2 separate regions of the Homo sapiens genome follow, and region 1 is linked to region 2. Evidence: read pairs that join two places in POLR2A ChIA-PET (ENCODE). Cell type or tissue: endothelial cell of umbilical vein. All regions are shown on one strand. Each heading gives the region's core, and the rest is flanking DNA. Links, peaks and the distances in the headings are about the cores only.

Region 1 (8,339 bases), core at 57-8,056, 160 kb after region 2:
CAGGCCAATGTCCTGGAGAGTTTCCCCAATGTTATCTTTTAGTAACTTCATGGTTTGAGGTCTTAGATTTAAGTCTAATCCATTTTGATTTGATCTTTGTATATGGCTAGGAAAACATTTAAGGTTTCTTTGTAAACATTTTTCTAGAAATGAAAAATAGGTTCTTTGTACTGCATATTTATAGGCATGTAAAGTGCTTTGCATTTTGTTAAAATGGCTACATTCAAGGCCAGTGTTCTTGACTGTCACGGAAGGTGTAAATACTTTAGTGATCGTCTGCTCAAACCTCCCATCCCAAAGAAGGAATACTATCGTCAACAGTTGTGAAATGATATAAACTTTTGCTTAAAATGAACACCTCATTATTTTATAAGGTAGCATATGCCATTGTCAGACTATTTGTTTAAGAAAATTATTCCAACCTAAGGCTTTAGGAAAAAAAAAAAACTTCCTTATATAATTGAGCTAAAGTCAGCTTCCCTATGTCTACTAGTTTGTTTTGTGATCTGTTCCTCCCTTCCTTCAGCAGAACCAGAATAACAGTTAAGTCAGCAACTGTGTGTCCTTTCCATCCTCTTAGACTAGTCTACTTCATATAAATATCTCCAATTCACCAATGAGAACACATGGACACAGGGAGGGGAACATCACACACGGGGGCCTGTCAAGGGGTTGGGGGCAAGGGGAGGGATAGCATTAGGAGAAATACCTAATATAGATGATGGGTTGATGGATGTGGCAAACCACCATGGCACATGTATACTTATGTAACAAACCTGCACGTTTTGCACATGTATCTCAGAACTTAAAGTATAATAAAAAAAGAAATAAAAATGTAAGACAATATCAACTATAGAATACAAAGCAAACACATTTATCATTGTATATTGACAAAGGGCAAAATTTTCAATTAAACTGCAACAAACATGCACCTTTTTGAATCACGAGGTCAGGAGTTCAAGACCAGCCTGGCCAAGATGGTGAAACCCTGTCTCTACTAAAAATACAAAAATTAGCTGAGTGTGGTGGCAGGCACCTGTAATCCCAGTTACTCGGGAGACTGAGGCAGAGAATTGCTTGAATCCAGGAGGCAGAGGTTGCAATGAGCTGAGATCGTACCACTGCACTCCAGCCTGGGTGACAAAGCGAGCTCCATCAGAAAAAAAAAAAAAAAACTCCAGTTCACTTAGCCTTTTCATTTATGGCATTTCAAGTTCTCCCCATCCTAGAAGCTTCCTCTAGACATGCTTTAGTTTGTTAATATTCTTTAAATTTGGACTGAATACAACACTTCACATACAAATGTGGGAGAAGAGGGTAACAAATTTCATTAAAATAATCCAGTCAGTTAGTAAACAAGCAGATAACAATAACAAGCCCAGTTGGTCAGGGGTGGTAGGGGGAGAGTGGGCTAGTACCCACATTGTTACAATATGTTATCTAAAATGTCCAATTTCCAGTAAATTATAAGACATGCAAAGAAACAGGAAAATATGGCCAGGTGTGGAGGCTCACACCTATAATCCCAGCATTTGGGAGGCCAAGGCGGGCGGATCTCCTGGGGTTGGGAGTTCACGACCAGCCTGACCAACATGGAGAAATCCCGTCTCTACTAAAAAAAAAAAAAAAAAAAAAAATTAGTTGGGCAGGGTGGCACATGCCTGTAATCCCAGCTACACGAGAGGCTGAGGCAGGGGAATTGCTTGAACCCAGGAGGCGGAGGTGGCAGTGAGCTGAGATTGCACCATTGCACTCTAGCCTGGGCAACGAGAGCGAAAACTCCATCTCAAAAAAAAAAAAAAAAAAGAAAGAAAATATGACCCACACACTGTGGGCATGGGGTAGAGGGGACAGAATGTAGGTAACAGAAACTGCCTCTGAGAGCAATCAGCTGTCAGATTTAACAGACAGAGGCTTCAAAGTAGTCATTATAATCATGTTCAAAGACTAAAGGAAACTATTAAAGGAGTAAAGGGGGAGGTATGATAATGTTGCATCAAATAGACAATACCAATAAAGAGAAATTATTTTTAAAAAACACAGTGGAAATTCTGGAATTAAGTAAAATTACTAAAATGAAAAATTCACTAGAAGGGCGTAACAATAGATTTGAACTGGCAGAAGAGTTAGCAATTTGAAGATAGATTGATAGAGATTATCTAATCTGAAAAACAGAAAAAAGAATGAAGAAAAATGAATGGAACCTCAAAAAAATGGGGCATGCTAACATAGGTGTGATAGGATACCGAAGAAGAAGGGGGAGAAAAAGCAGAAAAAATATTTGAGGAAATAATGGCTGAAAAGTTCCCAGATTTACTGAAGAACATTAGTCTGCTCTTGCAGGAAGCTCAGTGAACTCCAAATGGGATACACACGAGATCCACAAATAGATGAATCATAGTAAAATGCTGAAAACTAAAGACAAGGAGAAAGTCTTGAAATCAGCAAGAGAAAAAGAACTTGTCACTTACATGAGTTTACCTGTATAACAAACCTGTCCCTGAACCTAAAATAAAAGTTAAAAGGAAACCAAAACTCATCACTTACAGTGAACCTCAATAAGATTAACAGCTGACTTCTTAGCAGAACCAATAGAGACTAGTAGGCAATGGAATGACATACAAATTGCTGAAAGAAAGAAAATAAAAACTACCAGTAACCAAGAATCTTATATCTAGCAAAGTTATCTTTTAAAAAAATGAAGGCAAAGTAAAGATATTTACAGATAAATGAAAGATAAGAGAATTCGTTACTAGCAGAAACACCTTATAAGAAATAATAAAGGAAATTCTTGGCTGCATGTTGTGGCTTACGCCTGTAATCCCAACACTTTGGGAGGCTGAGGCGGGCAGATCACGAGGTCAGGAGTTCAAGACCAGCCTGGCCAACATGGTGAAACCCCGTCTCTACCTAAAATACAAAAATTAGCTGAGCATGGTGCCACACGCCTGTAATCCCAGCTACTCAGGAGGCTGAGGCAGGAGAATTGCTTGAACCCGGGAGGCGGAGATTGCCGTGAGCCGAGATCGCGCCACTGTGCTCCAGCCTGGGCAACAGAGCAAGACTTCATCTCAAAAAAAAAAAATAAATAATAATAATAATGGAAATTCTTTAGGATGAAAACAAGTGACCCTAGAAAATAATTTGAATCCATTTGAAAAAAAGCAAAGAACAAGGGTAAATGTAATTAAGTAATTAAAAAAGACAGTAAAGGCCCGGTGTGGTGGCTCATGCCTGTAATCTTAATACTTTGGGAGGCCAAAGTGGGAGGATCCCATGAGCCCAGGAATTTGAGGTTGCAGTGAGGTAGGCTGCCCTCCAGCCTGGGCAGTAGAGCAAGACTCTGACTCGTAAAAATACATTAATGCATTTTTCTTCTACTCTCTACTCTTAACTGATTTAAAAAGTGATCATATAAAACAGTGTATATATAATGTCATTTGGGCCTATAACATATAGAAATGTAATATGTTTTCGCATACAGCAAAAAGGACATGGGTGGTATTAAAGTTGTACTGGGATAAGGAAATTACTCCAGATGATAATTCAAATCAACAGGAACTAATGAAGGAAGCCAGAAAGATAAGATAAATATTAACAAGAGCTATAAACATATAATTACTATCCTTTCTTAGCATTTTTGGAAGACATAAAATTATAGAAGGTCATAATTTATAACAATGCATTATGGAGTTTGTGATGTTTATTGATATGTATAACAGCAATACCACAAAAAGGAGATAAAGGGAATAGAGCTATATAGGAGTAATGTTTCTGTGGCTCATTAGAATATAGTATAAATTCTTGCAGTTAAGATGTACATGGTAAGCTTAGAGCAACCACAAAGCAAATAAAAAGTAGTGAAAAATTATTAAAGTAAAATACCGTACTACCAAATATTCACTTCATGCAAAAAAAAAAAAAAAAAAAAAAGTGAAGGAGGGATAGAGCCAAAAAAGGCATGAGATGGATAAGAAAAAAGGGAAAAAATGGCAGATGTAAATCTATATCAGTAATAATGTTATATATGAATGGATTTAAAAAGTGTTAATATATTAAATAATCCAGTCAAAAGATGGAGATTGTAAGATTGGAGTAAAAATAAAAACACAAGATGCAACTATATGTTGTCTTCAGGAGACATACCTTAGATTCAAATATACAAATAGATTGAAAGTCAAAGGATAAAAAAAGATAAATGAAGAGGAAAAGAGAGCTGGAGTACCAATACTAATATCAGACAAAATGGACTTTACGACAAACATTGGTATGAGAGGTAAAGCATGACATTTTATAATGATAAAAGGGTGAATCAATTAAGATAGAGCTATAAACATACATGCATTTAACAACAGAGCCCCAAAGTACATTAAGTAAAACCTGCCAGAAGTGAATACAGAAATAGACAATTGAACAATGGTAGTTGGAGACTTAAATACACAACTTTCAATCATGGATAGAACAATTAGGCAGAAGATAAGAAAATAGAAGACTTGAACACCTGCACCACCATATGCCAGTGAGACATAACAGACATCTATTAGGATACTCCATTTAACAACAGAATTTATGTTCTTCTCAAGTGCATGTGAACTATTCTCCAGGATAGACCTTATGCTAAGCTAAACAAAACAAAAAGAAAAACAAAACCTTCATAAATTTAAAAGGATAGAAATAGTACAAAGTATGTTCTCCAGCTACATTAGATGAAATTAGAAGTGAAAACAGAAAGAAATTTGGGAAACTCACAAATATGTGGAAGTTAGACAGTACATTCCTAAATAGTGAATGGGTCAGAGACTAAATCAAAAGGGAAATGCGTACTTTGAGATGAATGAAAATGAAGATTCAGCATACCAAAACTTACAGGATGTAGTAGCAAAAGCTAAATTTAGAGGAAAATTTATCGCTGTAAATGCCTATGTTTAAAAAAACAAAAACCAGATTTGAAGACAACTTTCCACTTAAAGATAATGGAAAAAGAAAAGCAAATTAAACCTAAAGCAAACAGAAGGAAGGAAATAACGATTAGAACAGAAACAAATGAAATAGAGGATAGGAAAACAGTAGAGAAAAATCAACAAAACCAAAAGTTGGTTCTTTGAAAAAACTGACAAACCCTTAGCTAGATTGACCCAGAAAATAATTACTCAAATTAGAAATGAAGGGGCCAGGCACGGTGGCTCATGCCTGCAACCCCAACACTTTGGAAGGCTGAGGTGGATGCATCACTTGAAGCCAGGAGTTCAAGACTAGCCTGGCCAACATAGCAAAACCCCATTTCTACTAAAAATACAAAAAATTAGCTGAGCATGGTGGCACGTGCCTGTAATCCGAGCTGCTCAGGAGGCTGAGGACGAGAATTGCTTAAAACGTGGGAGGTGGAGGTTGCAGTGAGCTGAGATCACACCACTGCACTCCACCCTGGGTGATAGAGCGAGGCTCTGTCTAAAAGAAAAAAGAAATGAAAAGGATGGCATTTCTACTGACCTTCTAGAAATAAAAAGGATTATAAAGAATACTATAAACAACTGTCTCCCATTAAATTCAATAACTTTGATGAAATGGATAAATTCCTAGAAAAACACCAACTACTGGTAATGATGCAAGAAGATAATATGAATAGATCTGTAAAAGCAAAAAGATTCAATTAGTAATAAAAACTACCCACAAAGAAAACTCCAGGCCCAGATACATTTACTGGTGATTTTTACCAAACAGTTAATGAAGAGTTAATAACCAGTTATTTACAAACAGTTCCAAAAAAACAGTAAAGGGCCAGATGCTGTGGCTCACACCTGTAATCCCACCACTTTGGGAGGCCGAAGCAGGTAGATGGCTTGAGCTCAGGAGTTCAAGACCAGCCTGGACAATGTAGTGCAACACTGTCTCTACAAAAAATACTTCCGTATTCTGTGAGGCCGGTATCATACTAATACCAAAACCAGGCAAAGTCATCACAAAGAAAGTAAAATGCAGACCAATATATCTTATGAATATGGACACAAAAGTCCTCAGCAAAATACAAGCAAACCCAATCCAGCAACGTATTTAAAAAATTAGGCCAGGCGCTGTGGTTCATGCCTATAATCCCAGCACTTTGGGAGACTGAGGCAGGAGGATCACTTGTGCCCAGGAGTTTGAGACCAGCCTGGACAACATAGGCAGACCCCATCTCTACAAAAAATTTTTAAAAATTAGCGTGATGGTATGCATGTGTAGTCCCGGCAACTCAGGAGGCTGAGGTGGGAGAATCATTTGAGCCCAGGAGTTTGAGGCTGCAGTGAGTAATGATGACACCACTGCACTCCAGCCTGGGTGACAGAGCAAGACCATGTCTCTAAAAGAAAAAATTACAGTTATGTGCTACATAACAACATTTTGTCAGTGATAGACTGAATATATGGTGGTGATTTCAAAAGATTATAATAGCATATTTTTACTGCACCTTTTCTATGTTTAGATACACAAATACTATTGTGTTACAGTAGTCTACAGTAGCCAGTACGATAACATGCTGCACAGGTTTGTAACCCAGGAGCAATAGGCTATACCATATAGCCTAGGTATGTATTAGGGTATACTATCTAGGTTTGTGTAAATACACTCTATGACGTTTGCACAGCAATATCACCTAATGACACATTGTTCAGAATGTATCCCCATTGTTAAAGGATGCATGACCTGCATAAATCCTGACCAAGTGGGATTTATCTCAGGTGTGCAAGGTTGCTTTAACATCCAAAAATCAATTAATGTAATATATTGATAGAATAAGAAATGAAAAACACATGATTATCTCAATACATGCAGAAAAAGCATTTGACAAAATTCAACAGCCTTTCATGGCAAAAAAACAAACAAACAAAAAAAAACACTCAACAAACTAGGAATAGAAGGGAAGTTCCTCAACTTGATAAAAGTCCCTTATGGAAAACCCACAACTAACATTATATCTAATGGTGAAAGACAGGATGCTTTTTCCTAAGATCCAGGGACAAGACAAAGATGTCTGCTTACACTACTTCTAGTCAACATTATACTGGAAGTTCAAGGCACAGCAGGCCGTTGGACAAGGACAATAAATAAAAAGGCATGTAGATTGCAAAGGAAGAAATAAAATAACACCATTCACATATGACGTAATCTTTTATATAGAACATTCTAAGGAATCCACTGAAAAACTATTTGAGAACTAATAAATGAGTTCAGTGAGGTTGCAGGATACAAGATTAATATAAAAAACAATTGTATTCTATACACTAACAATGAACAATCTGAAAATGAAATTAAGAAAACCCTATATACTGAAAACTTTAAAACATAATTGAAAGAAACAACACCTACATTAATGACAAATAGTCTCATGTTCATGGATTGAAAGACAGTATTATTTACATGGTTGTACTTCCCAAATTAATAGAGAGATTCAGCACATTCTTTATAAAAATCCCGGCTTTTTTTGTAGAAATTGACAAGGTGATCCTAAAATTCATATGGAAATGCAAGGGATGGAGCATAGCCAAAATAATCTTGGAAAATCTTGGAAAAGTACAAAGTTGGAGGACTCACACTTCCAAACTTATTACCAACCTACAATTATCATGACTGTGTGGTTCTAGTTTAAGGATAGACACATAGATCAATGGAGTAGAATTGAGAGTACAGAAGTAAACTCACTATGGTTAACTAATTTTCAACAGTGATGCCAAGACAATGGTGAAAGAATAGTCTTTTTGACAAATGGTGCTAGGACAACTAGATACCACATGCAAAAGAATGAAGTTGGACCCCTACCTCAAAAAAAATATATAAATTAATTAAAATGTATCAAAAACTTAACAACAAAACTATAAAACTTTTAGGAGAAAACATACATATAAATCTTTGTATAATCTTATATTAGGTTTTTAAGACTTAACACCAAAATCACAATGAAAAAAGAAAAAATAGGCTGGGCTCAGTGGCTCACGCCTGTAATCCCAGCACTTTGGGAGGCCAAGACAGGCAGATCGCTTGGTCCCATGAGTTCGAGACCAGCCTGGGCAACATGGCGAAACCTCATCTCTACAAAAAATACAAAAATTATCCAGGCGTGGTGGCGCACGCCTGTAGTCCCAGCTACTCGGGAGGCTGAGGTGGGAGGACGGCTTGAGCCTAGGAGGCGGAGGTTACAGTGAGCTGAGATCGTGCCACTGCACTCCAGCCTGGGCAACAGCCAGACCTTGTCTCAAAAAAAAAAAAAAAAATAGATAAGGTGGACATCATCAAAGCTAAAAACTTTTTTGGAGACAAGTTCTTACAATGTTGCCCAGGCTGGTCTCGCACTCGTCGGCTCA
Region 2 (8,339 bases), core at 102-8,101:
GGAGTAACCACTATTTTGACTTCTAACAAAATAGACAACCTTTGCCTCATGTTTCTCATATAAACGAATCCTACAGAATGTACTCTTCTGTGTCTGGCTTCTTTGGTTCAACATTCCTCCTTTTCTTTCTGGGCCGATTCTTATCTTGCCTGAATGCAGAAAATGGTCATTGTGCTAGTCCTCATCCCAGCCGAGATGATGGAGGGGAACTGGCTACACAAATATAAGGTGGTGTCACAATTCGCAATAAACTGCAGGACAAGAAGTGTCTCTGGCCTGGCCCCGCGGGGCTGCTGCTGGAAAATGGATGGTGCCCATTGAGGGCTCTAATGGAGGAGGGACAGTGCTTGCCCTGTGCTATTCTCCTAATATTTCAAGGAGAGTGAAGCTTAGAATTGGTAAGCATTCCCAGAAGGGCTACGAATCGCATTTTAGCTTGTTTCAATTGCAGAATGAAATGGCTTGTTTTCTTGGAAATTTTTATTTGCCCCCCTCGGTCCCTTGCCCTCTGTTTCCCTGGCTCTCAGGTGCATAGCTTCCTTCCTGCCTTCCTCCCTTCAACTCTTGCCCCTTTTGGCAGTTACATTTCTGCAGAGTTCAGCCCTCCCTGGACCCAGGAACTTTTAGCCAGTCTTGAACTTCGAAGATACAAGAGCTACAAGGAATCCTGAAGATTAGCTGATTCACACCACCCTTCAATGTTCAGACTTAAGAAAAAGACTGAGAGATAGTGTATATAAAGCGTAAAATCTTAGTATCTAGTTTAGAAAATAAATCAATTCAGCTGGAATAATAAATTAATTTCAACACATCTTAAATGTCATGTAACTATCATTGAATCAAGATACAGGCTGGGCATGGTAGCTCATATCTGTAATCCCAGCACTTTGGGAGGCCAAGGCAGGCAGATCAGTTGAGCCCAGGAGTTCAAGACCAGCCTGGGCAACATAGCAAAACCCCGTCTCTACTAAAAATACACAATTAGCCCGGTGTGGTGGTGTGAGCCTGAGGTCCCAGCTACTCGGACGGCTGAGGTGGAAGGATGACTTGAGTCTAGGAGATGGAGGTTACAGTGAGTGAGATTGCATCACTGCACTCCAGCCTGGGTGGCAGAGTGAGCCTGTCTCAAAACAGAGAAACAAAAAAGCAAGATGCAGAGCATTTCCAGTACCTGGAAGGTTTGCTCATGCTTTCCCCACAGTCCGTCTCTATTCCTCATCCACTTGTTTTCTTTTATCGAACAGGCAGATTGTACTTGCCTGTTCTTGAACTTCAGATAAATGGAATCATACAGTACATATTATTTTGTGTCTGGCTACTTTTGCTCAACATCAGGGTTTTGAGATTCATCCACGTTGTTGCATATTATCAGGAGTTTGTTCTCTCTCTCTCTCTCTCTGTCTCTCTTTTTTGCAGAATATGCTATCGCTAATTTATCTACTCTCCTGTTCTGACAGTTGGGTTGTTTCCAGTTTGGGCTACTGTATCAGTTTGTTAGGGCTGCCGTAACAGACCACCATAGGCTGGGTGGCTTAAATGACAGAGGTTGTTTTTTATTATTATTATTATTCTGAAAGCTAGAAATCCACGATCAAGCTTTTGGCAGGGTTGATTTCTTCTGAGGGCCTCTCTCCTTGGCGTGTCACTGGCCATTCTGTCTTCTCTCTGTGTCCTCACATGGTCTTTCCTCTGTATATGTGTCCTACTGTCCTCTTTTTGTAAGGATACCAGCCATATGGGATTAGGGTCCACCACAATGACCTCATTTAACCTTAATTACCTCTTCAAAGGCTCTAAGTACGGTCATATTCTGATGTAGTAAGGGTTAGTTAGGACTTCAACATATGAATTTGGGGGGGACACAAGTCCATAACAGCTTCTGTGAATAAAGCTGCCATGAACATTTTGGCTCAGATTTTGTACATGTACAGTTGTCCAAAGTAGGTGAGCCAATTTACACTCCCACAGCAATGCGTGAGTGTTCCAGTAGCTCTGCATCCTCACCAACTGCTTCATTTGACAGATGAGAAACAGAGACCCACAGAGAGGGGTGCAAATCTCACTTTCCCATGTGCAGGTCATAAGTTCGAGGTTGCAGAGCAGAGCATGCCAAGGAAGCCCTGTCCCCAAACTGCTTTAGGAATTTCTGACACTTCCCAACACATTACTTAGCTCAATCATTCAGTCATTCATCAAAAAGAACAGTGAGAACCATCTGTGGCTCCGTCCTGTGCTAGGTCCTGGAAGCAAGGTGATGAACAGAGGGACAGGAAACTGACATTCAGGTTGGAGCAAGAGACAATGAACACAAGGACTCAGTAAGTCTTGTGGGTTTTGGTAGGTGCTGGGCAAAGAAGCAACAGAACCTAAGCAGAAGTTGAGATAGAGAAAAAGGAGCTTGGCAGTGGGGAGGGTAAACTCACCTGTAGATGGGCTGCTCTGAAGGGCATCTCTGAGAGGGGATAGATAGGAGAACCCTGAAGGATACAAAGGCGCCAGCCAGACAAAGGCCAAGGAAATTGCCAAGGCAAAGAGAATGGGAGGAGCACAAGCCCTGAGGCAGGAGCAGCTCTGGAGAGGGGAGGGGTGAGGAAATGATGGTCTGTGTAACTGGACCCAGTGGACAGGGGTTGTGGGAGGCAGGAGATGAGGTCTACCGGGCGGGCGAGGGCCTAGACCATGCAGGGCTTGCAGGTCTTGGGAAGAGTTTGGATTTTATTCTAAGGGTAATGGGAAACCACTGGAGGGTTTCAGGGGAGGGGCAAGCAAGATCCAACTGACATTAACATATGGATGGCATGGGGGAGAAGCAGGCACACTCTTTCAGAAACTGTTACCCTTCCCTAGGTGATAGTCACTTAGACTTGGGAGGTGGCAGGAGAGATATATTCTGGAGGTAAAATTGACAGGATGTGGTGAGGGGTTGGATGGGCCTGTTGTGAATAGGAAGCGAGTAATGGATAACTTCTAAGTTTTGAGCTTTGACTCTCCTGACAGAAGGCAAGGACCTTTCAGCTATAACTTACCAACCTCTGACTGTGCTGTTCTCTTGTTCATCTCACTACTGGATATCTTGAGCCTCAGGACATAGTAAGTGTTCAATAAACATTCTTGAATGTATGAACTGACTGCATGCAAGAATGCTTTAGCACAGCAGGGCCCAACCTTTTTGTCACCAGGGACCGGTTTTGTGGAAGACAAGTTTTCCACAGATGGTGGGGGGACAGGGGATGGTTTTGGGATGAAACTGTTCTATCTCGGATCATCAGGCATTAGATTCTCATAAGGCACCCACAACCTAGATTTCTTGAATGTGCAGTTCACAATAGAGTTCACACTCCTATGAGAATCTAATGCCACCACTGATCTGACAGGAGGCAGAGCTCAGGTGGTAATGCTCGCTGGCCCACAGCTTGCCTCCTGGTTCCTAACAGGCCACAGACTGTCCAGAGGCCCAGCGTTTGGGGACCCCTGCTTTAGCACAGGGAATGGGTTCAATAAAGAGTTTTTTTCTTTTGAAAATTTTTACTCAGGTAAAATTCACATAACATCAATTAACCATTTTAAAGTGTACAGTTTAGTGGCATTTAGTACCTTCACAATGTTGTGGAACCATCATCTCCATCTAGTTCCAAAATGTTTTATCACTCCCAAAGGAGTCCCTATACTCATTAAGCAGTCATTCCCCATTCCTTCCTCCCCACCCCCACTACTATGCTTTCTGTCTCTGTGGATTTACCTATTCTAAATATTTCATAAGATGTAATCACATCATATGTGACTTTTTGTGTCTGGCTTCTTTCATTAGCATACATTTCTGAGATTCATTCATTGTAGAATGTATTAGCATTTTATTCTCTCCCCCCCACCTTTTTTTTTTTTTTTTTTTTTGAGACAGGGTCTCACCCTGTGGCCTAGGCTGGGGTGCAGTGGCATGATCTTGGCTCACTGCAGTCTCCATATCCCAGGTTCAAGCAATCCTCCCGCCTTAGCCTCCCAAGTAGTTGGAACTACAGTCCCTTGCCACCACACCAGCTATTTTATTTTATTTTATTTTTATTTTTAGCAGAGATGAGGTCTTGCTATGTTGCCCAGGCTGGTTTCAAACTCCTAGTCTTACACGATTCTGCTGCCTCAGCTTTCCAAAGTGTTGGGATTACAGTCATGAGCTGCCCTGCTGGGCCACTTTATTCCTTTTAATGGCTAAATAACATTCCATTAGATGGATGTATCACACTTTGTTTACCCATTCATCCTTTGACAGACGTTAGAGTTGTTTCTACCTTTTGGTTATTGTAAATAGTGTTGCTGTGAACACTGGTGTACGTGCATTTGTCTGAATACCTGTTTTCAATTCTTTTGGGTATTAGCCTAAGGGTGGAATTGCTGGTCATATAGTAATCTATGTTTAACTTTTTGAGGAACCACCAGATTGTTTTCCAACAGCTCAATAATGTTTTACTGAAGTTAAATAGAATAAGCAGGAGGGAGTCTGGGAGGCAGGGATGAGGGCTTTTCCTGTCCTTCACAGGCAGCCCTGGACTCTGCCATTTACCGGCTGTGTGATCTGGATCAACGTACTTAAATTCCCTGCGCTGCCTCCTAATCCTCAAAGTGGAGAAAATAAAACCTAATTTCTGTGAGCTGCGTGAGATACTGTTTCTGAAGCTCCAGGCACAGAGTAAGCCCCCGCTCATTAATTGCCTTCCCTTACTCCCTGACCTTGCCTTTTCGCACTTCACTCGCTGCCACGTGGCCTCGGAGCCCAGTCCGCACCCGCAGCCCCCAGCTGAGCCAGGCTGCAGACTACAACTCCCAGCGAGCACTTCTTCCCGGCCGCCTCTCCCCAGCTGCTGCGCATGCTTTGGCAGACGTGGCACCGGGAACTCGGAGGCGGGGAGCGGCTGGGAAGTGGCCGTGGTGGTTGGCCGCGGTGGAGCTAGCAGGCGGGCGGGCGGGAGCGGGCGCCGGAGTGGAGAAAGGAGCCAGCGGTGGGCAGCGCTGCTGGGATGGCGCGGGCCGGGCCGGCGTGGCTGCTGCTGGCAATCTGGGTGAGACTGTGGGGCAGGGATCCGGGCCGGGCCAGCACGTGTGTCCCGCGTGCCCTTCTGCGCTCTCTGCTCCAGCCCTCTGCGGAACGTGCGGGGAGCTGCCCCGGGGCACCGGGATGAGGGCGTGCATGCCAGGCAGGCGGGCACTGGGTGCTACGCGGGAGACAGCGGGCGTCCCGGTGCCCTCGCCGCCAAGCGCTCCCGGACGCAGGGGCAGGAGGCAGCTGTGGGGCGCCGGGAGATCCCTGGCAGGGTGCTTACGCCACGGCCACAACTTTGCGGGGATGCAGGTCGGGGCACAGCCGGTCGGGCAGGACGCCGGCGGGCTGCGGGGTGAGCTCCGCTCCAGACTCCGAGCCCTGCACCTGTGTGAGTGCGGGGTGGGATGGGGGTGCTTACTACCTGCACTGCCGGAAACCTTGGTTTAGGGCCACCTTGTTCTTGGCTTCGGCCCCAGGCGTCTGGGAAACTGCGGGCCACCACCTGGGCCTCCGCCCACAGGCCAGGCTCGGTGGGCTGGGTGGGGTCGACGTAGCCCGCCCCGGCGGAGGAGCTGCTCCTACACCCAACTGAGGCGGGCTCGAGCCTCAGCCACTTTCTAGCTGTGTGACGCGGCGGTTCATTTAATGTATCTGAGCTAGTTTCCTCATGCATGATATAGAAAGGCAAAGCTACCCCCATAGGGTGGTTCTGAGAGTCGGATGAGGTCTCAGTGGAGGAAGCTGTGTAAACTGCAAAATCTTACAAAAGTGGAAAAGGAGTGGACTCCAAGAGTAGTTTGCTACACTTGGTGGGGGGGACTCCAGGCATCCCTGAGAGAGGTCGGAATGGGTGTGCCTGCCGGCCCAGGTCTGGGGTTTGGCCTTCGTTTCGCTGTGGGTGTGTGATGAGATATTGTGGCCTCCTTCCCCATCTTTTCCATAACTTATGCGCTCCCTTATTTTAGGACCATCCTGGTCCTTTTCCCCTGAAGTTCCAGGGAACTTCCTGTTCCTGGCACCCTCCCCCCAACCCAGATTTTCCCGTTCTTTTCCATTTGGGTGTGGCAAGGACACTGGGCAAATGGGAGGAGAAAAGTGTGGGTTGAGTTGCTTGAAACACTTCCATCTCCCAATACCCTGGCCTTTTGGATCACCAGTGAGGAGTGGCCTGGTACTCTCTGGTTGGAAGTGGGTGGGGAAAGAAGCCCCCTGTTCTCTTCGGTCTGTGTTCTCCCTCTTGGGGAGAACCAGGCTGGAGTGGGGCAGTGTCACTTAATTGCGTCTGGGTTTGTTGAATGCTGGTTTGCCATCAGTTCCCTGGAGCCAGTTGGTCTGGGCGGGTCTCTGGGCCAGGAGGAGGGAGCTATCTCCTGAAACGCCCCCCATCGGTCTTTGCACTTGGGCTGAGTAGGAGGTCCTGCTTTCCTCCCTTTCCCCTCCCTTTTGTGAAAACAAACGGCTTGAGAATCTGAAATTTCATTCGGCAGACATTTATTTGTCAATCACATTGTTTGGATTGATATTTTGCCCTCCACTGGGTTAGATTTTGGGCGGAGAGCAAAACACACATTGTACCTGCCGTCTGGTGTTGCCCTGGATTGGGCAAAGGAGTCAGTCCTGTGAGCAAATAATGACAGAACTGCAAGTGCTGTGACCTTAAGTACTAGTATCCTTCACTGAACCGGAGCCATACGTTGATTTAAAGGGAGGTCAGCCATGGCTTTCCTGAGGTGGTAGGGTTGAACAGAGTCTGAAAGATGTGTGGTAGTTAGCTAGGCAGTGGAGGGCTGCAGGTCCCCTTCACCAGGAGGTGCGGAAGAGCAGGTAGGTTTGCTGAAAGCACTAGAACCTGGGAGTCCTGAGCAAGCAATTTCTATCTTCTCCTTTCCCTAAGCCCTAGAGTTGGCTTAGCGGGTAGGAGGTGGAGGGAGCATGCCAACAGGAGCAGTGGTGAGTGATTGCTGGACAGCGCGTTGGGTCTTTGTAAATTTAAATGCTGTATCTATCTGATAAGTGCTCCCCAGGTTCCTGGAAGCCGGTTGGGTTTCTTTGTTCACTCAATATTTACTGAGGGCTGATATGTGCACAGGACTGGGCTGTGACCTGAAGGGTATAAAGGCATCTGCAGGGATTCGTGTACAGGGATATACACCCACCACATTTTTTACAATAGCAAAATGTGGAAATGGGTTAAATGCTCAATAATAGTGGCATGGTTAAATAATATCTGGCCTTGTCCATATCATGGAAAGTGATATTTATCTTTTTCAGTTTGGCCTGCTATAAGAAATATCCCATAGACTGGTGGTGTAGAACAATTGAAATGTATTTTTCACAGTTCTGCAGACCAAAAGTCCGAAATCAGGGTGCCAGCATGGTTGAATTCTAGTGAGGACCCTCCTCCAGAAGACTCTTGACTTCTCACTGTATTCTCATATGATAGAAAGAAGACTAGACAGTTCTCTTGGGTCCCTTTTTCAAGGGCACTAATCCTATTCATGAGCGATCCACCCTCATGACCTAATTACGTACCAAGGGCCCCACCTCCTAACACCACCACTTTGGGGGTTAGGATTTTAACATATGAATTTTCAGGGGAATGACAGAAATACTCAGTCCTGGCCGGGCACAGTTGCTCACACCTGTAATCCCAGCAGTTTGGGAGGCTGAGGCGGGTGGATCACCTGAGGTCAGGAGTTCGAGACCAGCCTGGCCAACATGGTGAAACCCCGTCTCTACTAAAAATACAAAAATTAGCCAAGCATGGTAGCGGGCGCCTGTAGTCCCAGCTACTCAGAAGGCTGAGGCAGGAGAATCGCTTGAACCCAGGAGGCAGAGGGTGCAGTGGGCTGAGATCGCGCCACTGCACTCCAGCCTGGGGGATGGAGCAAGACTCCATCTCAAAAAAAAAAAAAAAGAAGAAGAAGAAGAAGAAATATTCAGTCCATTGCAATGTTTATAAAGAATATTTTTATTTACCAGAATATTATGTTTATTATGAAAACATTTTATGATGTTTATGAAGAATATCTAAGGATGTGGAAAAATGCCCAAGTGTGATAAGTAAGGGAAAAGCAGGATGTAAAACCAAATCTGAGGGTGGCTGAAGTTACATGTATGAAGAATTAGTGCATCAAAATGTTAACAGTCATTGTTCTGGAAGGTGGAGTTGTGATGACTTCTGCTTCTTTGCTTATGCTTTTCTGTGGATTCCAAGTTTTTCACATGAATATGTATTAGTTTATAATCAGAAAAGTTAATAAAGATTTTTTAAAATGTTGCTTTGGGAACCCTTAGCCTTCCAAAA

What was found. Peaks named below come from ENCODE experiments on the same cell type or tissue, not always from the same donor. Only the 100,000 strongest peaks of a DNase experiment are listed, where the experiment ranks them.
Region 1: POLR2A ChIA-PET joins it to region 2 with 10 read pairs; 4 of 35 experiments call an interaction of 5 or more read pairs at or near these places.

What each region holds. Positions count from the first base shown.
Region 1 is chr3:123,226,789-123,235,127 of GRCh38, forward strand. All of the region lies in intron 4 of SEC22A (SEC22 homolog A, vesicle trafficking protein), which reads left to right. Among named protein-coding and RNA genes, the nearest start is that of SEC22A, 29 kb to the left of the region's middle. RefSeq lists a silencer at 2,371-2,571. In endothelial cell of umbilical vein, for the core only: no CTCF peak of the experiment used is centred there; a DNase peak (open chromatin) is centred at 4,803; H3K27ac peaks cover 513 bases.
Region 2 is chr3:123,062,156-123,070,494 of GRCh38, forward strand. PDIA5 (protein disulfide isomerase family A member 5) reads left to right here and starts at 4,870. Exons shown (of 17, transcript NM_006810.4): 1 at 4,870-5,051. The coding sequence starts at 5,010. RefSeq lists a silencer at 4,925-5,164. In endothelial cell of umbilical vein, for the core only: no CTCF peak of the experiment used is centred there; a DNase peak (open chromatin) is centred at 4,876; H3K4me3 peaks cover 2,059 bases; H3K27ac peaks cover 1,286 bases; H3K27me3 peaks cover 348 bases.